7 separate regions of the Homo sapiens genome follow, and regions 1, 2, 4, 5, 6 and 7 are each linked to region 3. Evidence: chromatin contacts called from ENCODE Hi-C data. All regions are on one chromosome and are shown on one strand. Each heading gives the region's core, a stretch centred on a gene start or an enhancer-like site at or near the end of the contact. The rest is flanking DNA. Distances are from core to core; before and after follow the strand shown. Region 1 holds the start of FOXJ3 (forkhead box J3). Region 2 holds the start of TMEM69 (transmembrane protein 69). Region 3 holds the start of DPH2 (diphthamide biosynthesis 2). Region 4 holds the start of C1orf50 (chromosome 1 open reading frame 50). Region 5 holds the start of LINC01144 (long intergenic non-protein coding RNA 1144). Region 6 holds the start of SLC2A1 (solute carrier family 2 member 1). Region 7 holds the start of NASP (nuclear autoantigenic sperm protein).

The links. Hi-C counts contacts between places; a loop is a spot of excess contacts on that map. Pooled maps may share reads with other maps.
Region 1: a map of CD8-positive, alpha-beta T cell shows a loop between it and region 3 (6-fold over the local background). The contact joins the promoter of FOXJ3 here to the promoter of DPH2 in region 3. A Hi-C loop is called at or near these places in 2 of 168 maps with a recorded cell type or tissue (CD8-positive, alpha-beta T cell and breast epithelium) and 8 of 50 pooled maps.
Region 2: a loop to region 3 is called in a map of naive thymus-derived CD4-positive, alpha-beta T cell, with 8 times the contacts of the local background. The contact joins the promoter of TMEM69 here to the promoter of DPH2 in region 3. A Hi-C loop is called at or near these places in 1 of 168 maps with a recorded cell type or tissue (naive thymus-derived CD4-positive, alpha-beta T cell) and 10 of 50 pooled maps.
Region 4: a loop to region 3 is called in a pooled map, with 9 times the contacts of the local background. The contact joins the promoter of C1orf50 here to the promoter of DPH2 in region 3. A Hi-C loop is called at or near these places in 2 of 168 maps with a recorded cell type or tissue (CD4-positive, alpha-beta T cell and naive thymus-derived CD4-positive, alpha-beta T cell), 2 of 37 single-sample maps with no recorded cell type and 9 of 50 pooled maps.
Region 5: a loop to region 3 is called in a pooled map, with 14 times the contacts of the local background. The contact joins the promoter of LINC01144 here to the promoter of DPH2 in region 3. A Hi-C loop is called at or near these places in 2 of 37 single-sample maps with no recorded cell type and 6 of 50 pooled maps.
Region 6: a pooled map shows a loop between it and region 3 (13-fold over the local background). The contact joins the promoter of SLC2A1 here to the promoter of DPH2 in region 3. A Hi-C loop is called at or near these places in 4 of 37 single-sample maps with no recorded cell type and 11 of 50 pooled maps.
Region 7: a map of naive thymus-derived CD4-positive, alpha-beta T cell shows a loop between it and region 3 (15-fold over the local background). The contact joins the promoter of NASP here to the promoter of DPH2 in region 3. A Hi-C loop is called at or near these places in 1 of 168 maps with a recorded cell type or tissue (naive thymus-derived CD4-positive, alpha-beta T cell), 1 of 37 single-sample maps with no recorded cell type and 7 of 50 pooled maps.

What each region holds. Positions count from the first base shown.
Region 1 is chr1:42,333,327-42,336,741 of GRCh38, forward strand. It overlaps FOXJ3 (forkhead box J3), which reads right to left and starts at 1,909. Exons shown (of 13, transcript NM_014947.5): 1 at 1,733-1,909. RefSeq lists an enhancer at 884-1,841 and a silencer at 1,426-1,945.
Region 2 is chr1:45,686,927-45,690,268 of GRCh38, forward strand. It overlaps TMEM69 (transmembrane protein 69), which reads left to right and starts at 1,255. Exons shown (of 3, transcript NM_016486.4): 1 at 1,255-1,349. It also overlaps a transcript of GPBP1L1 not described here. RefSeq lists enhancers at 1-247, 1,197-1,266.
Region 3 is chr1:43,968,145-43,971,335 of GRCh38, forward strand. It overlaps DPH2 (diphthamide biosynthesis 2), which reads left to right and starts at 1,866. Exons shown (of 6, transcript NM_001384.5): 1 at 1,866-2,178; 2 at 2,452-2,564; 3 at 2,822-3,045. The coding sequence starts at 2,032. RefSeq lists enhancers at 1,897-2,176, 2,662-3,191.
Region 4 is chr1:42,765,867-42,769,098 of GRCh38, forward strand. It overlaps C1orf50 (chromosome 1 open reading frame 50), which reads left to right and starts at 1,383. Exons shown (of 5, transcript NM_024097.4): 1 at 1,383-1,524; 2 at 1,643-1,758. The coding sequence starts at 1,446. P3H1 (prolyl 3-hydroxylase 1) reads right to left here and starts at 1,162. Exons shown (of 15, transcript NM_022356.4): 1 at 641-1,162. The coding sequence starts at 1,105. RefSeq lists an enhancer at 421-540 and silencers at 801-910, 1,531-1,670.
Region 5 is chr1:45,302,368-45,305,901 of GRCh38, forward strand. It overlaps LINC01144 (long intergenic non-protein coding RNA 1144), which reads left to right and starts at 1,543. Exons shown (of 1, transcript NR_024270.1): 1 at 1,543-3,252. It overlaps LOC105378691 (a long non-coding RNA gene), which reads right to left and starts at 1,379. Exons shown (of 3, transcript XR_947287.4): 1 at 1,125-1,379. RefSeq lists enhancers at 1,116-1,175, 1,636-1,875 and a silencer at 1,266-1,445.
Region 6 is chr1:42,957,439-42,960,611 of GRCh38, forward strand. SLC2A1 (solute carrier family 2 member 1) reads right to left here and starts at 1,430. Exons shown (of 10, transcript NM_006516.4): 1 at 1,196-1,430. The coding sequence starts at 1,213. It overlaps SLC2A1-DT (SLC2A1 divergent transcript), which reads left to right and starts at 1,611. Exons shown (of 4, transcript NR_033967.1): 1 at 1,611-2,139. RefSeq lists silencers at 551-1,190, 1,321-1,730, 1,603-1,786.
Region 7 is chr1:45,581,889-45,585,397 of GRCh38, forward strand. It overlaps NASP (nuclear autoantigenic sperm protein), which reads left to right and starts at 2,153. Exons shown (of 15, transcript NM_002482.4): 1 at 2,153-2,317. The coding sequence starts at 2,259. RefSeq lists enhancers at 769-818, 1,229-1,288, 1,739-2,048 and silencers at 1,579-1,638, 2,549-2,848.

The DNA of each region.
Region 1 (3,415 bases), core at 659-3,158, 1.6 Mb before region 3:
GTGACTTTGAAACATTAAGTTTTTTTATTTTACCCAAACTAATGAACAAAAAAGAGCCAAAATAAACACGTTCTAGCCTCATCCAAAAAAAATCTAATGAAAGCATGAGAAACTTCCCAGTTTTGTCCTCGGCAGCACAAAACCAAGAAGATTCACCTCAATTCTGAGACACAAAAGCAAAAAGAGAAATCCTCCTATTTATCTAAGAAACTAAAAAACTTAATCACGTCTATATAATATATACCACTCAGAAAAAGAGAGGAGTTACTGCTTTTCTATAAATATTTGCTAGGGACCAGGAGGAATAGGCTTCTCTCACTGTTATTGCGGGAACAATCTGTGGTCTCAAAACAGCAAAACAGAAGATGGAAACCCTAATCTGGAAGAGACATTAAGAAAAAAACTACTCAAACCATGTTTCAAACCAGTTTCAAAAAAAGAGTGTGCAATGGGTACTCAACAGAGTAAGAGGAAAAGTGAAGTAAAAGAGCTTCTACAAAATAAGTGACTAGGTGAAACTAGTGCTGCCTTGTGAGAAAAAGAGCTATGCATATAACGCTCCTATGACATCACGCTTTTTCACTGGGAAACAAAATAGAAGGAAGAAAACACACACAAATAAATCTCAGAAAAAGACCAAAAAGGTGCCCACCAATCTCTAACTCCTTCAGGAATTAGAGTGAATGGCTCTAACTCATTCAGGAATCCAACCAGGGACAACACAGACGTGGAATGCACCAACACGGAATAGTAAAACCTTTGCTAACCAGACACACAAAAAGTAAAACAGAGAAATGAAAACTATACACCTGAATGCATCGGTAGCAAGCGCTTATTCTCTATAATTAAGCAACAGAGAAAAGAATAAGAGCAGCTAATGGAAGAGGAAAAAAGATGTTAATGAAACTAAGCCCTGTTATGTCCCCTACTGGCCTCAATTTCAGAGTACAACTCTCGATTCTTCATCTAACCAACAGCCGGCCTCGGCAAAGCAAACTGACCCTAACACCTTCCACGCCACCCGGAGGAAATCACAGAGGAAAAACCATCCCGTTAACCTCCCTCCTCACCAGCTGCAAAAATGGAGCTGGGAGGGGGGGCGGGAGACACTCTACCACGTGGGCAGGATGCAACACACACAGGACAGCAACACGTCCGCATGGAACGGCTGCCTTTGCCCTAATCCCAGCAAAGGACACAGACACAGGATGGGCGGGAACGCAAGCACCCTCGCATGGGCCTCCTCTCCCCAAAGGGCCACTCCAAGGCGTGAGGTACAGCCCGCCCTGCCGGCAGAAAAGCGCCCCCAAGCTTAAAGGGAAGAAGCCGCAGAGTGCCGGGGTCGGGGGCTAGCCCAGGCCAAGGGACAGGTCATGGAGGGAAGGAGACGGTCGCTGCCCTCGGACTAGGCGCCCCCGGGATCCACGTCTGGTTCCCCGGTGCCCCGCCTGGGGGAGGGGCGGGAGACGCGAAGCCGCTGCTTCCCAGCTGAGGGGCAGCAGCAGCTGAGAAGCGCCGCGGGGGAGGGAAGGACCCAGCCCTCGGCGTCCGCCAGGCCCCAGCCGGGGCCCAGGCCCCCTGCCCCACCCGCCGCCCACCCCGCAACGCGGCTGCGGCTGGAAGAGAGAGGGCGTCTCGCGGAGGACAGCCCCTGCCTCCGTCCCGGGAGATGCCACAGCCCCGCCTCCTCGCCCGCCGCCCAGGCCCGGCCGCCCTGGCGGGGGGCACTTACCTCAGGCTGCGCAGGCCGGGACGGCCCGGCCGAGCCCCCGGCCGCTCCGTGCGTCTCCGCCCCCCCGGGAAAGGTCCCAACGGTGCCTACTGCGAGCGGTCGAGGCCCCGAGCAGCCCCGAGAGCGGCGGCGGCAGCAAGAGCAGCCAACATCCGGGGCCGCGCACCCGGAACTACTTCCCGACCCGCATCCCCCGCCCGCCCTCGCCGCCACCGCCTCCTGCGGCGTCGCTGCGCCGCCGGCCCGGCGTCAGCGGCGTCAAGTCCCTGCGCGGTCACGGTCGCTTCGACGCACGCAGGATCCCTCCGCTGGGACAAGTAGTGCCCTGAGACTCCCGAGGCTCTGCATCGGCGCAGCCGGTGTCATCTAGCGGCCGGCAGTTCCGAGCGACTTGGGGTCCTTGTGCCTCGGAGTGGCGTCTGGGAGCAAAGGCGGCGGAGGCAACCCCGCAGTTGAGGACAGTAGGGATCGGTGGCTTTGGACCCTGCCCACGGATACCTGGGGCCCCATGCCCCGAAGGAATGGTGCCTTCTGCCCTCCCCCGCCCCCCAACATCCGCCACCTCACCGAAGCGCCCGGCACCTTAGCCTCCTCTCCAGGAAAGCGGACGCCTTTTCCGACCTGGCACACCGCGGATTCCGGGACCCCCAACAAAGGCGCCTTGGACCTTCAGGACACCCCTCTTTTCAGAACTTCATGAGTCCCAGGTGCTAGACTCATGTCTGCGGAGGCCTTTCCCGTGCCTGGTCTTTCTTTCTTTCTTAAAGGAGTTGGACCTCTAAAGGCCCTTCTAATTCTCAAGGTAGCTACCCAGGTTATGGTACTACTATCAGTAGGTGGAGCGTTTAGAAGGGTAGTTTGGTCGACGAGTGAACTTTGGAATTTACTTCTACGTCAGTCTTCACTGATTCTTTCTCTAAACTATTAGCACTGATAATCTGCCCTATAATTTCACACTTAATTACATTCCAGTGTAGTATTTGCTGTTGCTTCATTCGCGTTAGTCACATATTCCCCTGCAGCGCCAAACACGCTTTTGAACTCACAATGGGTGGCTCAATATTTGGAGACTTAGATATTTGTTAGATGAATACTAGGCTGATTGGATGAGAGGAAAAGGAGAGGCATGAGTGAATTGGCCCTGGGTACTTTTTTGACATAGTCTCAAAGGGTTCAGATAAAGACCTCCAGCAGATCTGAGCACACAATTCCTTCAGTAAACATTGAACACCTGCCGTTTGGTCAAGCATTTCTAGGCACTGGAGATTCAAAGTATTCACATATTCCTTTTCTTTATAAGACTAGCAAGATTCTGAAGATTCATGTACTCATTCACTCAACAAATATTTGCCAATCACTACTAAGGTTGCCAGACACTATTTTAGTGCTTGGGATGTATCAGTAAACAGAAGAGAGAGAGAAAACAAATACCCTTCCCTGTTGGAGCTTTCATTCTAATATAAGGAGAAAGATGATAAATGTAAGAGAATTATGTAATATGTTAGAAGGCATATGGGGAAAAAAAAATACACCAGGGTAAGGGGTATGAGGAAAACTGGAGGAAGGGGGTTTGCAATTTTTTTTTAAGAGGGAATCCTGCTCTCCCGCCCAGGCTGGAGTGCAGTGGCGCGATCTCAGCTCACTGCAACTCCCGGGTTCAAGTGATTCTCCTGCCTCAGCCTC
Region 2 (3,342 bases), core at 5-2,504, 1.7 Mb after region 3:
TGTGTATCCCTTTTTTCTTCACCCTCCCACAGCCCGCCCCTTGGCCAGTGCGCGTCCCGAAACTACCTCTACAAGGACTTGCAAACCGGTTTCGGAGGAACGTGTGTTTTCCGGCCCTTTCCCACCTTCCGCTCCTTACTTCTCGTGTGCGCGTCGTTGAGACTCCAGTCCCCAGCGGGCCACACGGCCTGGCCCCGGAGGCTGCGCGGCTGCGTCGGCCGCGCTACCCGCTGGGAGTAGTAGTTCCCCTGGAGCGCAGGCGTCACTCCCCCGCCCAAGCGAAGGGCGGGATTCCGGCGAGAGCCTGCGCTTGCGACAGTGCCGTTTCTCCTACCTGAAGTCTCATTGGGTATCGCACTACTGGAAGGGGCGGCGCTGCCATGACAGAGAAGGCAATAAAACTGAAGGCCTAGCTCGACTAAAAGCGCTTACTATTAAGGAAGACTTCGCTGTGGCTCCATCCGGCACGGAAAGCTAAACCGTGTAATGGCTGGCAACCAGGAAGCTAGACTACCTAGAATCCGGAGGATTGGAGGGACTGGCCGGCGTGGGCCCCTGAGATCTCCTACTACATGTCTTCAGTTTTATCCATAGACACGGAAGGGCACTAAAATTGCCTGGTGCCATTTCCTGTGAAACAAGTCTAGATAAGAGAAGGGACTTGCCCAAGGTCACATAGCCGAGAAATAAAGCCGAGGGCAGTAGGAGAAATGATCTGACTTTCCGAACCACCCCCAAGCCTAGGGCCCTTATCACCACACCTTTCATGGAAGTGAAAATCCTGCTCTTGTGCTCTTTAACCCTTAATGAAGTTTATAGGTCCCAGCAAAGAAAATGGATGTAAGAACTGGGCTTTTTTCCCCCTCTAAATGATAGTAAAGGGCCCTAATGCAGTGAGATGTGTCCCCATAGGCCTTATAAACCCTGTTTTGCAAAGTAAAACATAAGTCCCACAGATGGCAAGCAATTCAGGTCACACTGGGCCTAAAATCCCGTCTCTTACCTTCCTTCACCACCATCATTCTGAGATTGTTTCAGTACTTGCACTCTACTTACCCGAACTCTGTGGGCAGATTCTGCTGCCTGGGAGCCCTGGAATAGAACTTCAAGGACCGTTCAACATCTGGATTCAACTAGAAATTAAGAATGGCCCCCAAACAGAAAGCCGGGCCTAGGAACCAATTAGCGCAGGTCAAGTCCCTACCCGGACTCATTTTTTTTCAGCCCTCAGGAAGTAGGGGCCTCTCTGAATCCACTTGCCGGAAGTGCCTTTCCAGTGGACCTGGGCTGTTGTTGCGGTTGTTTTCCTTCTCTCCGTGCAACGCTGGCAAGTCTCAAAGTCGCCACAGGTGCAGGTTGGGATGGGAGGCACCAAGGGTTGGTAGTAAATTTGCGACGTTGGGATGGGAGGGCACCAAGGGTTGGTAGTAAATTGGAGACGCGGGCACTCTCGGGCAGGGTTTCCCGAAGACACTGGCGTCTAAACCCCGCCTTCCTTTCTCAGAGGTCAGTTTGAAGCTGGCAGTTTGCAGTCTTCCCACCAGGGCAATGGGAATATTGAGCTTTTTCATTTATATTAGGAGGATTAAGCTTTGAGTCTCAGTCCTTAATCCCGCATCACCTGCCGTCCCTGGACTTTTTAGGTTATCACTTTTTAATACCCACTAGTTGGAAAGCACGTGCCACAGAGGAAAGGGAGTTTCCAAAGATGGGGGGATGGTTGAGATTTTAAATGGAGTGGTCTGGAAAGTCCTTAAGAAGAAAGTGATTTTGAACAAAAGTGATGGGTACGCTCTGCGGGCATTTTGGTCTGGGGCTCAGGTGGGTGGGTGTGGGTGTGATCTAAATTCTACTCGGAGGCCCAGGATTACTTACCTCCCTACTTGCTTCCTTAAGTATAGTATGAAGACATTAACTGGTATACAGGATTTCTTGACCCAGCCCTAAGATCTGTGATCAATAAATTAGTTCAATCGATTTTTTTTTTTTTTTTTTGAGACGGAGCTTCGCACTGTCTCGTGGGCTGGAGTGCAATGGCGCGATCTCGGCTCACTGCAACCTCCGCCTCCCAGGTTCAAGCAATTCTCCTGCCTCAGCCTCCCGAGTAGCTGGGATTACAGGCGCCTGCCACCACGCCCAGCTAATTTTTTGTATTTTTAGTAGAGACGGGGGGGAGGTTCACTACGTTGGCCAGGCTGGTCTCGAACTCCTGACCTCGTGATCCACCCACCTCGGCCTCCCAAACTGCTGGGCTTACAGGAGCGAGTCACTGCGCCCTGCCCAATCGATTTTTTAAAATTAAGCAGCAACTGTAGGTTTTTTTAGACATCCCATTCTCTTGGTTAAGAATGAAATTGTCAGATCTAGATCCATATTATCATTCACCTGTTTTTACTGGCTGCTTACATTAGAGTTTTTAATCAGTCCCTCCTGTGTAAAGTGCTTTGTGTCAGGGACGGTTCTCAGCTATTTACATGTAGTAACTTATTAAGTGTTATATCAGGCTAAGTGGCACACACCTGCAATCCCAGCACTTTGGGAGGCCGAGGCAGGTGGATTGCTTGAGCTCAGGAGTTCAAGACCAGCCTGAGCAATATGGCAAAACCCCTTCTATACAAAAAATACAAAAATTGGGGCCAGGCACGGTGCCTAATGCCTGTAATCCCAGCACTTTGGGAGGCCAAAGCAGGCGGATCACGAGGTCAGGAGATCGAGACCATCCTAACATGGTGAAACTCCGTCTCTACTAAAAATACAAAAAATGAGCTGGGCGTGGTGGCATATGCCTGTAGTCCCAGCTACTCAGGAGGCTGAGGCAGGAGAATGGCATGAACCTGGGAGGCGAAGCTTGCAGTGAGCTGAGATGGCACCACTGCACTCCACCCTGGGCGACAGAGCAAGACTCCGTCTCAAAAAAAAATTGGCTGGGCATGGTGGCGTGGCCTGTAGTCCCAGCTCCTTAGAGGGCTGAGGTGGTAAGATCCCTCGATCCCGGGAGGTCAAGGCTGCAGACAGCGGAGAGCACGCCACTGCAGTCCAGATTGGGTGACAGAGCGAGACCCTGTATCCAAAAAAAAAAATGTTACATCAACCCTATGAATTAGTATCCATATTTCAAAGGTGAATGAACTGCACCATAACAAGATTAAATAATTTGTTCAAAGACACACAGCTAATAAGTAGTGGAGCCAGGATTCCAACCAAGTTTGACACCAAAGTCTGCACTCCAACAGGCTATTCTCTCTCAGTACTAAGTTAATGAGGTTATTTTGAGCATTAAATGAGTTAATGCTCACCGGGCGCGGTGGCTCATGCCTGTAATCCCAACACTTTGGGAGGCCT
Region 3 (3,191 bases), core at 616-3,115:
GAGGGAAGGCTGCATGGAGAAAGTTTTTGACAGGAATAGTAGGCTTTCTAGGTAGAGGACTTGAGACTTTGGGCTGCAAGTGGGGTAGGGCTGGGTCCGTTTAGGAAGGAAGAAATGGAGTGGAGTTTTGACTTCCGGGAGGGGTTTCTGGTGTGGAGTTATACAACATCGAACTTGCATATGGTTGAGGAGGGCTATAGAAAGGGGCTGAGTGTGTGTGTATTGGGGGGTGGGTGGGTGGCAGGGAGGTGAAGGAGAGAAGATATCTCAGCCGCAGAGGAGAAAAGAGGAAAGTAGGACCTAAGGTTGTCCATATGTCCGCTGCTCCCCGCTTACACAGGACCTCCAGCACAGGATGGTCAGGGATCAATCAGCACCAGGGACAGCTCCTGACCTATTCTTGCTTTTCTCCCTTAGCAGTGTTGCCTCCCTTTCTGTCTCCTCAGCTATAGTTTCACCTAGGCTGCCTCTCAGGTACCCCAGGCTTCTCCTCAGTAAGATCTGAAGAGCAGAATGAGTTCTCCCCACTTTTACCCTTGAGCTTTCAATCTCCTTGTGGGTGATGGGGAACTCGTTACTCCCACATTCATCCCACTCCTTCCCTGTTCAATAGATCCGGGTTTGATGCTGGTTGTGCCACAGAATTAGTGTCTTATTACACAAGTAGTCTCTTTGAACCTCAGTTTCCGTATCTGACAGAGGTATGTAAGGAGGGCATTTCAAGTGATGTTGCATGTGGGGGTGTTTGCATATAAGTAAACATGGGGAGTAGAGGGGATGTGAGGGGCTGGAGGGTAGAGGTCTATGTGGTATGCACTGGGGGTATTGCTGGGAAGCAGCAGTGTTTGAGGATGGCTGGAGCTGTGCAGAGCATCTCCTGTGACTTGAGGATGTGCCAGTCATGTCCTTGGTACCACTCGGGATAATTCTTACTCCAAAGACTGTAAACACTAAAAATGAAGTGCCTAATGTACAGTAAGTGCTCAGTATTTGGCTGATTAAATAGCAAATGCTTTCACTGCATGCGATATCCAAAGAACTACTTTGTAAAGTTTTGTATATAAATTAATTAGACCCTCACAACAATCTTATTAAGAGGTACTATTGTCACAACTCCCCATTCTTCAGATAAGGAAATGGGCATAGGGACATTCCTAAGATACTCAGTAGCAAGTGACCAAGCACAATATTCAAACCCGAGCCGGTCGGCACCAAGTTTAAAATTATGCAGTGTAGCCGGGCACGGTGGCTCACGTCTGTACTCTCAGCATTTTGGGAGGCCGAGATGAGTGGATTGCTTGAGTTCAGGAGTTTGTGACCAGTCTGAGCAACATGGCAAAAACCTGTCTCTACAAAAAATACAAAAATTAGCTGGATGTGGTGGTGCGCCTGTAGCCCCAACTACTCAAGAGGCAGAGGTGGGAGGATGGCTTCAGTCCAGGAGGTGAAGGTTGTGGAGATCGCGCCACTGCACTCCAGTCCAAGCAACATAGCGAGACCTTGTCAAAAAAAAAAAAAAATGAATGAATGAAAGAATTATGCAGTGATACTGCCCAGAGGATAGAGTGCACGTGAAATGCTTAACAGTGAAGTCGGTGTTCCTGATGGCCGCGGGTCGGCTGAACCGGACTCCCAGCGCCCGAGAGGAGGCCAGGGGAACTACAATGCCCACAAGGCTCCGCGCCTTCCTCGATGTACTTCCGGCTGGCCTGGGACTCAGGCTGAACATTGGTTCTCTGTGCGGGGCGGTGGCGGGGATTGGAGGGCGGGAGCTGTGCTGACTTAGGATTGGCAAAATCGCTATCAGCCACGCCTCTAAAACCCGGAAGTAACCTCCCCGGTAGTCCCACGTGTAGCGGAGAAACAGTAGTTAGGATGGCTGAAGGGGATACTCACCGGCTGAAGGCCGACTGTGATTCCCCCTACCCCCACAAGGCGATTTTGACCCCCTGAGGGCTGCTCTAGAGGACTCAGGCCCCGAAGCTGTCCCAGGGAGGTCCCCGCTGCATCCCACCACCCAAGCTGTGCCTCATGGAGTCGATGTTTAGCAGCCCTGCCGAGGCGGCGCTGCAGCGAGAGACCGGGGTGCCAGGACTGCTTACTCCTCTTCCGGACCTGGACGGAGTGTACGAGCTGGAGCGAGTCGCTGGATTTGTCCGCGACCTGGGGTGTGAACGAGTGAGGACAGACTTAGGGAAGGGTGGCTCGCCTCTGTCGGGATGGGTCGCCCAGAGGATCCGGATCTTGGGGGATTTTGTGAGGGCGAGAGGGTGGGGGAATCAGTCTGTCCGCAGCGCGTTGACCATCCCTCCCTTCCACCTACTACGTGGGGCAGAGTGCCCCTCTGGGACCAGGGGCTTTGAAGGTTGAGTGGGAGCTCCTGGAAGATTGCTTTAAAGAAGCCCTCAGTGGGAGAGAGGCTGTCCCTGACTCCATGGTTTATGCTTATAGGTTGCCTTGCAGTTCCCTGACCAGCTATTGGGAGATGCTGTGGCTGTGGCTGCACGACTGGAGGAGACGACAGGGTCAAAGATGTTCATTCTGGGTGACACAGCCTACGGCAGGTGTGAACTTGGCCTTAGGTGGGCCAGGCCTGGGGATCCGGGGCTCATGGGGTTTTACGTCTATGACAGTGATTGCCTTCAATGGTGGTGTTTCTCCTTGATGATAATGGTAATGACTCCCCTTCTGATGCTAGCTCCTTTCATTGACAATGTCTTCCTTTAATGAAACCATTTTATTCACTGACCACATTTCCCAGTGATGACAGCAACTCGCCTCCAGAAGAGAACCCATTTCTCTGATGCTATCTTCCCTGCAGCTGCTGCGTGGATGTGCTGGGTGCTGAGCAAGCTGGAGCTCAGGCTCTCATACATTTTGGCCCTGCCTGCTTAAGCCCTCCAGCCCGCCCACTGCCCGTTGCCTTCGTGCTTCGTCAACGTTCTGTGGCCTTGGAGCTCTGTGTCAAGGCCTTTGAGGCCCAGAACCCAGACCCCAAAGCGCCTGTGGTGCTGCTGAGTGAGCCGGCCTGTGCCCATGCCCTGGGTAAGGGGTTTTGCCTGTGTATGCACAAAGGGTGAGCCAACTGCTTTATGCCTTAATTTCCCCATTTCCATATACCATCCATAGAACTCTTGATATGGGCTTGGCCCCAGCCTACTGGGTCATATTTAGTCTCCTGGGGATGAGGG
Region 4 (3,232 bases), core at 133-2,632, 1.2 Mb before region 3:
TCATCATCATCATCGTCACCATCACCACCACCAAACAAGCCTGGAACGCTCCAAGCCCAAGTGTACACTTGGACACATGGCACTCTGGCATTCCGAAAAATACTCATTTTCTTTGTAAACCTGGCAGACTAGCCAGAGGGTCCCCCCCCCGCCCCCACACACACACAGAAAGGGCCAGGCAGCCCCTGCTGGCGACGTGGCAACCTCACATCCTGAAAGAGAGCTGCTGAATCAAACAGCAGGAAAAGCACCACTGGAAAACCAACCGGAAGGGAGATATTGTAGACCGCTACTAGCTTCTCACTCGGACACTTACAATGACATCAGAATGGGAGACCCAAACTGCCGCTTTAATTCCTTCCAGGAGATTTCCCAGGGAACAAAATGGCCATGAGTTTTGCTTGGCCTGTGCCCTAACCCCAGGCTGGACCTTTGGGGTTAGCATCTGCCCATGCGAACTGGGCGAGGAAGGTCTCCTGCCAGGGAGCAGCTCTCCCCGGCTCCGAGGAGAGCTCCCCAGCCAGGAGGCCACTTTCCCCTCCCTGCGGACACTTCCCCGATCCCCCAAGCTCCTCAGGTCCCCTGCAACACTCCTCTCCCCAGAAGGACCCCGGCCGCCTGGTTCCAGGCAGGTCTGCACCTTGAAGTAGGCGACCTGCAGGTAGTTGTAGGGGCTCCGCTTGCGGAACTCCAGCTCCATCTCTTCGCTGAGCGAGTGGGCGGCCGGCGGCCCGAGGCAGCGGCGCAGGCAGGCAGCGCGACGCAGAAGGCCCCCGAAGAAGCTCAGGTCGCGCAGGGCGGCGGCGCCCGAGGCCTGGGCCGGGCTGGGGGACCAGTCGGGGTCCAGCTCCCACGGGAAGTCGGCGGCACACTGGGTGCGGCAGCGCAGGCGAAGGGCGCGGAGGGCTGCCCGGGAGCGCAGCGCCCGTTCCATGCTCAGGACCACCCCGGGCCAGTCCCCGCGCGCGTAGGCTGCGGTCCCCTCGGCGAAGAGCAGATCAGGCGTCACCATGCCCCATCCTGCCTCGGACTCGACCTCGGCTTGGGAGGCAGCGGCCACGACAGCCAGCAGTGTGGTCAGCAGCTTCAACGCGCGTACCGCCATCGCTCCCTCAGACCTAACGGAACCGCCAGCCACCCGCCACCAAGGCCGGAGTCCTACCCCCGGCGAAGGCCCGCCCCCGGGCGAAGCCCCACCTTCCAAGCCGGGCGGCGCATGCCCACGAGGCTTGCACCGCCTCTTTTCCTTTCAGTCAGCCCGGATCCCCCCACCGGCCCTCAGCGAATCCCGGCGCGTCAGCCGGAGCCCCGCCTCCGAGCTCAGGCCTTGCTCAGTCGAACTGACGCCCAGTAGACAAGAAAGACGGAAGCTCCGCCCACGCGCCTTTATGCGCAGGCTCTTCCTACTCGCACAGCCCAGGGAGTGGGGAGGATAAGGCGCTGTCATGGAGGACGCCGCCGCGCCGGGGCGGACCGAGGGGGTCCTTGAAAGGCAAGGAGCGCCGCCAGCTGCAGGCCAGGGAGGTATGCGGGGCGGGAGTCAGCAGGGGGAAGTCAGCTCCCGCGAGGCAGCCGGTCTCGGGGCTCCGCGGGAGGCCGACGGCGGGAGCTCACGGCTTGTGTTCCTGGGTGTGTGTCGCAGGAGCCCTGGTGGAGCTCACCCCGACCCCCGGCGGCCTGGCCCTGGTGAGCCCCTACCACACCCACCGGGCCGGGGACCCCTTAGACCTCGTGGCGCTCGCAGAGCAGGTGCAGAAGGTGAGGAGGCGCGGCCGGGGCAGCGAATAACCATCTTCGTTCACGTTGTACTCTGCGTCTTTCGGCTCAGACCTCACTACCACCTATGGTGGGGGTGGCATTTGCTCTTGTCTCCATTTTACAGACGAGTAAAGCCGACTGTCATTGTGAGTCGGTGGCCTGATTCGAATGACCTTCTGGGACCAAAGGTTCCTCTAACTGCAACTTGAGTGCCCATAATCTTCCTTCGTGGGAAGGTTTACACAACACTTTAGTGTTCATTATTTCATTTGCACCTTAGGACAGCCTTGTGAGGTAGGCAGTACAGAGTTATTCTTCCCATTTGACACAAAGAAAAGTTCTTCGGGAAGTTTCAAGGTCCGCTTATTTTAAGCTGCTTCCCATAAGATCTTTGTTACCTGAGAGTTTAAACATCTTCTAGCAGGGCAAGGACTCCAAGTTTAGTCCTCATTAAACACAGTATTCCCAAGCCCAGTGTTTATATATGGATGGCCAAAATAAGTCAAATAAGGAGGAAATGTGAAATAATGGAAAAAACACTGGAAGTTTGGACACATGAGTATTAATCCCACTTTTGATACTAACTTGCAGTGCGACTTAAGGCAGATTACTTCTCTCTGGACCTCAACTATTTTATCTGTGAAGTGAAAGGTTTGAAGTAGTAGAGCTCCAAGATCTAAAGTTTTGTCATTATTCAATGAAAAACCAGATTCCTTCTTATCTCTTATCAAGACTTCCAGTTGTACACCCTCTTCAGTGTCCACAGATGGAGGGTCCTGCTGTTTTAAAGATTATCATGGCCCCTTATCCCTGTATACACTATCAGATTTGGCCTTGATTATGTTCCAGGGTCTTTGCTTTGCCCAAAATTATTTAATGTGCTCAAATTCCCTCACATCTCTTTTTTTTTCAATGATCCTAGAAATCCTTCGAATCCTTTTTTTTTTAAAATTAAGAAAAATTCAGATACGCAGAAAGCTCCTTTAATTCAAAACTTGGCTTTCTTCTTTTTGAAGAGCTGGGGAGCAAAGTGCAACTTTTATTTATTAAGAGAATATGCATCTAGTTAATCAGATTACTCTTATTGGGAGGGAGGTTGGCAGGGACAGAATCTTGTGCACACAACGTATTCATGTGCTATTGAATGACTATCGTGTTTATTACGATGGCCTGAACAGATGGAAGAAAGAACACAGTTTTTGTCTTTCATCCTATAATCTTATGAAATACAGAGGATGCATTATTATGCTGCCTCTGTTTCCCCAATACAATCTGTATTTGAGAAGCTGAAGAAAAAAAAAACTTTAGAGACAAACAAATTGAATCAAACATATTAACTATCTAAAATGTACTTTTTGGCCAGGTGCCGTGGCTCACACTTGTAATCCCAGCACTTTGGGAGGCCAAGGTGGGTGGATCATTTGAAGTCAGGAGTTCGAGACCAGTCTGGCCAACATGGTGAAACCCCGTCTCT
Region 5 (3,534 bases), core at 293-2,792, 1.3 Mb after region 3:
ACCCCAACAATTCTACTTCCAAGAAATCAGCCTACAAATATACTCCATATGTGCACAAAGACCTACAGAAAGGATGTTTACTACACCATTTTATAAACAGCTACAATGTTAATCAATAGGGGGCTGGTTAAATTAATATAACACATCCACACAATATAACACACACAGGGTATTACGTGGCCATTAAAAATACCATGGTAGGCTGGGCGCAGTGGCTGACACCTGTAATCCCAGCACTCTGGGAGGCCAAGGCAGGTGATCACCTGAGGTCAAGTGTTCGAGACCAGCCTGGCCAACATGGCGAAACTCCCTCTCTACCAAAAATACAAAAATTAACTGGGCATGGTGCAGGTGCCTGTAATCCCAGCTATTCTGGAAGCTGAGGCAGGAGAATCACTTGAACCCCGGAGGCGGAGGATGCAATTAGCCGAGATCGTGCCATTGCCTGGGCGACAGAGCAAGACTTCTGTTTAAAAAAAAAAAAAATCATGGTAGGGCCGGGCACGGTGGCTCAGCCTGTAATCCCAGCACTTTGGGAGGCCAAGGCAGGCAGATCACCTGAGGCCACGAGTTCCAGACCAGCCTGGCCAACATGGCAGAAACCCCCATCTCTACTAAAAAGACAAAAATTAGCCCAGCGTGGTGGCGCATGCCTGTAATCCCAGCTACATGGGTGGCTGAGACACGAGAATCGCTTGAACCCAGTGGTGTGCCACTGCACTCCAGTCTGGGCAACAGAACCAGACTCCATTTAAAAAAAAAAAAAAAGTACATATGGTAAATATTATGTGTATTTTACCAAAACAAGTTTTTATTTTTAAGGCACAATCTTGCCCTGTCGTCCAGGCTGGAGTGCAGTGGCGCGATCACAGCTCACTGCAGCCTTAACCTCCCCCAGCTCGGGCGATCCTCCCACCTCAACCTCCCGAGTAGCTGGGACCACAGGCCTGCGCCACTACGCCCGGCTAATTTTTGTATTTTTGTAGAGACGGGGTTTCACCATGTTGGCCAGGCGGATCTCGAACTCGTGATTTCAAGTGATCCGCCCGCCTCGGCCTCCCAAAGCGCTGGGATTACAGGCGTGAGTCACCGCACCTAGCCGAAAAAGAATTTTTTAAAGTCACCATCTCTACGAGGTTTTTCTGGGCCACCCCCCGGTAAAATGTCAAGCCCTCGACGAGCCGGGAGAGAGTCGGAATCCTGTGGGGGAGGCAGGGGCGTGTCCAGAAAGGCGGGAGCTTCCGGAACCGCTTAGAGCTAAGGGAGCTCGGAGCGGGGGCCGGGGCCGAGGGCGGAGCAGGGTGGGGAAGGGGCGGGTCCAGAAAGACGGGAGCTTCCGAGGCCGCCTCCACAGGAAGGGAAAGGGGCGGGAGCTTGGAGGGGGCGGGTCCAGAATGGCGGGAGCTTCCGGGGCCGCCGCCTCTGGAAGGAAAAGGGGAGGGAACGTAGAGGGGGAGGGAACGTAGAGGGGGCGGGACCAGGAACGAGAGCGCGTGGGTTTCTGGGGTGTCCGCCGGCGCCCCCTGGGATTGGGGAGAGAGGGAAGGGCTGAGGCTCACGGTTTCGGAGTAAGGGGAGCGGCCCGGCGAGCCGCCGCGCCTGGGTTAAGAGCTGCAGGAGGAACGTGGCTTCACGAGTTCGGCTCCTCGGCCATCCACAGCCCGGGCCTCCGCCTCTGCTGACCTGGCGGCTGTAGAAGGCAGAAGAGGCCTGAAACCTGCAGCAGGAGCACCACCCTGCCCCGCGGCCCCGCGCGCCCTCCAGTGGCGTCATCCCATCCGCTTTGATCTCGACTGGCGCGCCTACCCTCGGCAGCGGCACCCCTTGGGAGCGCAATCGCGGGCAGACTCCGAGGACCCATCTTGCGAAAGTTCTGCGAGGTCCTGACTTTAAGGGAACAGGGGTCGTACTTGGGCCATGGCCGGAAGGGAGATCCAACATCCATGACGACGTCTACCCCCCAGCCTGCCCCTTCAGAGCCCAGTCTGTGCCTTGCGTCAAAGTCAAGCAAGGGCTCTTGTAGGGCACCGAGCCCCAGCCAAAATCACCCTTTTCTTTCAGATAGCCCCCACTTACCCCCAGAAACCTTACTCTCTCCCTCGGGAGCAGGTGGGAAGTGAAAGGCCGGGGGGGCTGTTTCTGCTCTGCTTGTCTGTACCTGTGGCCCTTGAGTGGAAAACCCCGCCGCTGGACCAAAGACCTGGAGGCTCCAGGATTGCCCACTTGGGACCCTGACTATGAAGGGTCAAGATAGCCCATTCTGCCCCAGCACTCAGAGCCCTATTACCAAGGCCCCTACTCCAAGAATCCACCATCAAAACCGGGGCCCTGCCAGTGCCTTCCCAGTGTTCAGGCCTAGGGAAGAATAGCCCCATTATGCCTGTTACTCCTGATCCTTCTGCAGTCTCTCTCTTTGTGACCCCATGGCCTTTGCTGCTATGTCTGCCCTGGCCCCACAGAGTGCCAGGTCAGAGCCACCCTGGCCTACATAGCAGGGCCCCGGTTCACAGGCTAAAACCTGGGCCTCCTGCCAGGCTGCAACTCCCAGCTGCACACCGCAACCTGAGACATCTCAGCATATTCTAGGAACTAGTAATGGGGACGCTTCCGACTCGCTGGGGAAGGGAGATGAGGGCCTCTAGCTCTCCATGCCCAGTCTCTCATCATCAAAGTCATTTAAGGCCCCAGCGACCCCAGGGTTCAGCAGCATCCTGTTCATCATGAGCAGAGGGGTGACTGAATAGAATGGGAGGCAGGTGTGGCCTGAGCAGTTCCCAACCTGAATTTTCCTTTGAGCTTGGTGATTTGGGGCGGGGGATTGAGATATTTTCCTTTCACTTGTGGGAAATCTTGGGGCCCCACAAATCACTAAGCTGAAGGGAAAAGTCAAGCTGGGAACTACTCAGGGCAAACCTGCCTCCCATTTTATTCAGTCACTCCTCTGCTCGCTGAGATAGACACATACCTGATTGCCTCCTTTGGAGAGGCTTGTCAGAAACAAAATAATGCAACCATTTGTCTCTCAGCTACCTGCGACCTGGAAGCCCCCTCCCCACTTCGAGTTGTCCCCGCCTTTCTGGACGGAACCAACGTACTTCTTACATATATCGATTGATGTCTCATGTCTCCTTAAAATGTATGAAAACAAACTGTGCCCTGACCACCTTGGGCACATGTCGCCAGGACTCCCTGAGGCTGTGTCACGGGCACGCATCTTCAACCTTGGCAAAATAAAGTTTCTGAATTAACTGAGACCTGTCTCAAATTTTCAGGGTTCACATTTTGGTAATCATTGAGGGATTCTGAGTGGAGATGCCCCTGACTTTTGACAAATCTCCCATTGGTGCATGGTACCAGCATGAGCTAACTTTATGGCTCAAACCAATAGGACAATTTGCTGAGGTCTGAGAGTACCCCGTCCAGAGAATCCCTGATCTCCCAAAATTTAGTCAAGATCTAAAGTTTATTTTGCTGTACAACTCCTCTTTTTCTAGAGTTTTACTTGCTTCCAACACAAGGAAGGCAACTTTTCTC
Region 6 (3,173 bases), core at 180-2,679, 1.0 Mb before region 3:
CAGTAGGAAGGGCAGTTCAAAATTCAGTGCTACCCCCGCGTCCCAGCTAAGAAAACAAGGGCCATCCAGGTGCCCTCCCAGCTGACGAGATGGAAAAATCAAAGTATAATAGATAAAGAGGGACCGTTTCAAAAGAAAAAGGGGACTTGAAAATATTGTAGACTAGGGGGAGGAAAGGAGGTGGAAAGAAACAATGCCCTACACACAGGAGGGGCTCCACAAACAATTTGTTGAAAAGAAATCGCTCTGCGGACGCTACAAAGATGCCCTGCAGGACAAGCCCACTTACACAGAAAAAAAGAAATCCTATCTAGGGAGTTGTTGGTCCCCAGAGTCCCCATCCCTCATTCCCCAACCCCGTGGCGTGCGCGCTTCCCGCTAGACTTCAGCCTGGGGCTCTTTCCTGGCCCCCAGATCCCCCGCCCCTCCGGTTGCGCTCCCCGCCTGGCCCCGAGGGTAAACCTGCCTCCGCGGAACACATCTCCGCGAGACTGGGCCAAAGCTTTGGGGCCTGCACTCCTCGCAAAGGAGAGCCTCCGAGACCGGAGGTTCATCTCAACCCCCGCGTTCGAGCCCGGGCCTGGAGAAAAGTGCCCTCCCCTCGGCCTCGGCCTCGTCACCGCGGGGGACTGGCGGGAGGAGTAGGGGAGGCCGGTGGGACACCTCGCACCAGGCCGCCCACCTACAGGGGCGTCCGGGCTAGGGGAGCAGACGGAGAGCGGGGGCGGCTCCTGACTCCTCCGCGCGCCGGGGCCGGGGCCGGGCCGGGGGCTCGGCCCGCTCAGCCAATGGGCGCCGCGCTCGGGCCCCCTCCCCCGCACCGGGAGGGGCCGAGGCTGGGCTGCTGCTGCCGAGGTCGTGTGCGACGTGCCGCTCCCGGGCCCTGTGTCCCCAGCCCCAGCAGGGCCGCGTGGACGGCGCGGCGCCCCCGGAAGGAGGCCATGTGCTCAGTGCCGGCGCCAACTACGCACGCGGCGCCCTCCGGCCCGCTAGATCCGAAGCCCATCCCCACTGCGGCCAGCGGCCCGGCGGGGCGCTGCGCTCGGGACCCGCACCGAGCCAGGCTCGGAGAGGCGCGCGGCCCGCCCCGGGCGCACAGCGCAGCGGGGCGGCGGGGGAGGCCCTGGCCGGCGTAAGGCGGGCAGGAGTCTGCGCCTTTGTTCCTGGCGGGAGGGCCCGCGGGCGCGCGACTCACCTTGCTGCTGGGCTCCATGGCAGCGCTGCGCTGGTGGCTCTGGCTGCGCCGGGTACGCGGGTGGCGACGGGCGTGCGAGCGGCGCTCTCCCGCTCAGGCTCGTGCTCCGGTCCGGGGACTCCCACTGCGACTCTGACTCCGACCCCCGTCGTTTGGTCTCCTGCTCCCTGGCGTGCTCACTCGGGGACCCGCGACTAGCGACCGGCACGCTCGCTGTTGCTACCTCTTGCCTCTTGCCAGAGAGCGCGCGGACCGTAGCGTTTATAGGACCCCGGCCATTGGCTGGCGACGCCGGTGTGTCAGGGGTGTGTGGGCAGGACCTCGGGGCGGGGCCTGGGGCCCAGCCTGTCCTGGGCGGCGCTCTGCGGGGAGGGGGTGAGGGGAGTGGCCGGGGCCGGGGCCCCCCCTAACCACTGCCTCGCTCAGGCTGCCGATCGGCTCGTTCTCTCTGCGTTGGGACCGCGGAGGGCATTCGCTGTGTGACTCAGGGCAAGTGTGCGCACCTCTCTGAGCCTCCGCGGCCTTCTCTAGCAAAATGGTGGAGCCGGTACCCGGCTGTAAGGCAAGCTGGGATGCGCGGAGTAGCGGGTGGAAAGCTGGACTGGAGTTCTCACTCGGCCGCTGGGTGACTTCGGTGCACTAGGGATAGTAACAGTACCACCTCGTAGGGTTGTAGAAAGACCAAGTGAGTTAATATTTGTAAAGTGTTTAGAACAGCGTCTACTGCATGGAAAGTAGTATTTATTTGTTAGAGAGACTCCAGGAGGTCTTGCCCAGGGATTGACTTCTCCCTTCCCTGTCTCCACCCCCCACATTCCCGTTTGTGAGCCAAGCCTTGCTTTTGCACCGGCCGGGCTCTCTTGCCTGGAAATGCATACCCATCTCAAACCTGGGCTTTAAAATCACCTCCTCTGGGACGCCTTCCTCTACTTCTCACAGTTCAGGTGAGTCTATGGTGACCTGTAAGTGTGGAAAATATGAAAGGCAGGCTAACTGACTGACATGATAGGACATTAAGGACATGATAGACCTCGGGTTTGAACCAGCTCAACTGTATACTGGCCCGGCCGCGATCCTGGGCGAGTTCCTGGCCAGTGAGGCTGTTTTCGTTTTTTTCTTTAATTTTTTTTTTTCTCAGACAGAGTCTCGCTCTGTCGCCCAGGCTGGAGTGCAGCGGCACGATCTCGGCTCACTGTAACCTCCGCCTCCCGGATTCAAGCAGTTCTCTGCCTCAGCCTCCCGAGTAGCTGGGATTACAGGCGCCCGCTATCACCCCTGGCTAATTATTTTTATTTTTAGTAGAGACGGGGTTTCACCATTTTGGCCAGGCTGGTCTTGAACTCTTGACCTCGTGATCCACCCACCTCGCCTCCCAAAGTACTGGGATTACAGGCGTGAGCCACTGAGCCCGGCCGAGGCTGTCTTCTTATGAGTAAATGGAATTCCCACACCAATCTCATTGCTATCAGGAGAGGTGCAATTTCCAGATAAGCTCATGAAGTGTTTAGCATGGAAGTTCTCATTTACTGGTTGGTGGTATTGTTGGTTTATTTATTTAGTCTGTTAGTAAATAAATAAATGCTGGTCTCAAACTCCTGGGCTCAAGTGATCCTCCCACCTTAGCCTCCGTAGTAGCTGGGAGTGCAGGCATGTGCCACTGCACTGGTAGTGGTATTGCTATCATCTGACTTCACCTTATTTCCTCTAGACCAGTGCCTTACTTGAGACACAGTGAAGGGAAGGACCCCCAGTCCAAAGGTCTGATCAAAGTCTTGAGGGTCCCTTTCCCGATGGAGGGAGTCATGGTGGGCTTACTGTCTGTCGGAAACCGGGAGGCTGAGCCGACCAGATGACCCCTGGAGTTCTCTGGCAATGTGTCCAGTTCTGGCTGAGGGGCACCTTGGTTGAGTATGGAGCCCTGAAACAGAAGGCAGGTGCATTCTGGGCACCCCCCTGCCCAAGGCTTCAATTCCTGTGG
Region 7 (3,509 bases), core at 903-3,402, 1.6 Mb after region 3:
GCTGGGATAACAGGCACCTGCTACCACGCCCAGCCTAAAATATATTTTAAAATATATTTCTCTGAGTTCCTCAAGGTAGAGTCCATGTCTTTTGTCCCCAGAACCTAGTACAAAGTCTTGTACCTCAAAGTTGCTCAGTGAATATTAATTTAATGGATGAATCGGTCACACCAGTAATTGCAGAGGTTTTCTCAGGCCCTAGCCCTGGCTGCAAGGACTTTGGAGAGATCTCCCCTCCCAACACCCTCCATTTACCACATCATCAGACTGTGGTAGCCATTCAATGAGTGCTTAGCGTGAATTCTACACAGTGCTAATTACCTGTAATTCTCACAATGTCCTTAAGCGGTGGCTACTAATATGTCTTCATTTTACACTTAACCTTAATCCCAGCTACTCGATTACAATCCGGGTTACGTGACCTGGCTCACGTCACCTAGCTAATAATGGAAGAGCCCATGTATGTTTGCCATAGGAATTGGCATTTTCACGTCCAGCTCTCTAGCCCCAAAGATTTCAACCTCTTCGAGCCTTGACAGATTGGAATAAGAATCCTCTCCAGGAATCTTTCCCAATATGCTGGAACCTAAAGGGAAATAAAAACCCCTACTCCGATCAGCGTAGACTGGGCCATGGTGAAAAGGAATGGATGATACTCCAGGTGTGAGGAATTGCAGCTTTTTAGCCTGCCAGTTATTTTTCACTCAGCCATTTGCAGGAAATGAGGCACACTGCTTTCCATAACTGATTTGTCTTGCAACTTTCTGAACAAGTCACAGCTTCCCCTTTTTTTTTTTTTTGAGACGGAGTCTCGCTCTGTTGCCCAGGCTGCAGTGCAGTGGCGAGATCTCGGCTCACTGCAACCTTTGCCTCCCGGGTTCAAGTGATTCTCCTGCCTTAGCCTCCCGAGTAGCTGGGATTACAGGAGCCTGCCACCACACCTGGCTAATTTTCGTATTTTTAGTAGAGACGGGGTTTCACCATGTTGGCCAGGTTGGAACCTTGGCCTATTTATTTATTTATTTTTGAGACGGAGTTTCGCTCTGTTGCCCAGGCTGGAGTGCAGTGGCGAGCTCTCGGCTCACTGCAACCTCTGCCTTCCGGGTTCTAGTATTCTCCTACCTCAGCCTCCCGAGTAGCTGGGATTACAGGCGCCCGCCACCACGCCCGGCTAATTTTTGTATTTTTTAGTAGAGACGGGGGGGTCTCACCATCTTGGCCAGGCTGGTCTTGAACTCCTGACCTCGTGATCCACCAGCCTAGGCCTCCCAAAGTGCTGGGATTACAGGCGTGAGCCACCGCGTCCGGCCCCTTGGTTTATTTTTCTAAGAAACAGACTAACACTGATCTCACTAGTAGCATTGTTAATATTAAACAAGATAGCTAATAGCTTTAAAGCGTCTAATCACGGTACCCCCACGAGTAGTAGTCACACAGCAAATCATAGGCAGGAGTGGACAAACAGCGCTGGGAGCATTAATTCTGGTAGATTTGGAGTCTGGGCAGGGCCTAAGAGGATGGGATCAGCGGATTGGGCCAGCCAAAGGGGGCGGGTTCAGAGGGAGGAGCCAGCTGCCTCCCGCTGCAAGCCCCGAGCTTTGAATCAAGCGCGGTAGTTTCAGCTGTAGCCAATCCTAGAACAAAATCTTTTTGCGTCAGTTGTTGCTGAGGCCTAGATCTCACCCAGATCAGTTCTAGTCGCTGCTGCTTGTACCCGTCCTCGGCCCTTGCGTGTCCGTCCGTTACGACTCAGAGGACGGAGAGAAAGTCTAAGTCACCTTCCTCAGTATCCAGGCCGGAAGGAGACTCTCAGCTACTCGCCCTGAACATGCAGAGCAGCACTGGCTTCCCTGTCTCTGGATGCCGCAGGGGCGTCCTGTCAGGAGTTGTAGTGTCAAGATTCCAGTTCTTCTTATGCGACTTGCTGGAGAAGCAGGAAGTTGCTGTTTATTGGAGAAGTCGGGCTAGGGAGGGAAACAATCCCGCGGAGCCATATGGAGAGGGCAGGAGGTGTCTAGATAGTGGTAGGCCGGCGGGGGACGGAGGGTATGGGTGGTGAGTCCTGGCCCTTTAAACCCGAGGGGGAGGATCCGGAAGTGGATGGGCGGGGCGAAGGGTCCTCGTATATAAAAGGGCCCCGGCCGCGCGGGGTCTCTAATCTGCCATTTTCTGTCCCTGAGTGAGTCTCTGGCGTCCCAAATTGCCTGTTTTTCTCGCAGGCTCTATTCCGTTCGCTGGTTCGCCACCTCAGGGGAACGATGGCCATGGAGTCCACAGCCACTGCCGCCGTCGCCGCGGAGCTGGTTTCTGCCGACAAGTAAGCGGGACTGTGGAAAGCTTAAGGCACTGGCCAGTCCGCGGGGAGGGCTAATGGACGGGGGCTCCGGAGAAGGGGCAGACCGGTGGGCGGGAGTACTTGCCTTCCCAAGAGCAGCTGTCGCTGTTCGGGAAGGCCTGGTCACTGGAGCAGTCCTTCTTTTGCTGAGAGCCTCGCGCAGCAGCGGTAACGGCGGTCGGCTGGCGCCCCCTGCCCCGCTTTTCGCGGCCGCCATCTTGCCGGGGGCAGCGGCGGCTGTATCCTTCGCCTGCCCCTCTCCTTCCTCCCCCAGCCCGGGGCGGTTGGCCGGGAGGCGGGGCCCTGGCGCGCGGGTTGGCCTTCACGCCCCTTCTGTCCCCAGCGTGTGCCTCTGGTAGAACCCCTGGATAACCCGGGAATATAACCAACGAAGATTTGGCGCCAAAAGGGAAAAAAAACCTTGCACGAGGAAGGAGGCTGGACCTGAGGGGTCGGGGTGGGCGGGGCCTTGCTGAGGGCGGGGTTTTGCGCGCGTGCGTTCGCTTCCCTCGCCGGCCCTGGGGCAGGGGGCGGGGCCTTGAGGAGGCGGGAAAACTCCATTGTTTGGGGCCGCTGCGGCTCCAGCAGGAGCTTTGGACTATCTCCGTGGGGCCGGCGAGGCTAGTTCCCCCCGACACCTCGCTCACGTCTTGTGCTGGGAGATAGTTATCGCTCCCCGCGACTCCGTGAGCCCCTGCCTGTGGTGGGGAGGATTGTCGTTCTTTAGACTTTGGAGGTGGTGTCTGTTTGGGGGGAACATTACCGGACGTAAAGCGTCTTCAGGAAGCGCTGTCTGGAGCTCTCACCAGCACTGTTTGGTTGCTAGGTGAATCGGCAGTAGTATGCACGAAGTGGAGAAGGACTGGAGGGAAACAAGATAGGATTGTTTTGAAAGCGGCACAGTGCCACTCAGGCGTAATCTGTTTTTTGAACAGTGGAGGGAAACACTACACGAGTTCAAGGAAACAAGTGCTGTTTCCCATACAGTAGGTCTGATTTCCCAATCTTGCCATATTTTTTTAGGCATCTGGTTCTATTTTTTTTTCTAATCTTGTGCGCTTTAGAGGTTAGTTGCCTTCCCTGTAAAAGGAATGGTTGCTGTGAAGTTTTTTAAATTGATATTCTATAGGCTTACACTCTGTCATGATTATGTCTTTGTTTGTTTATAGTTAGA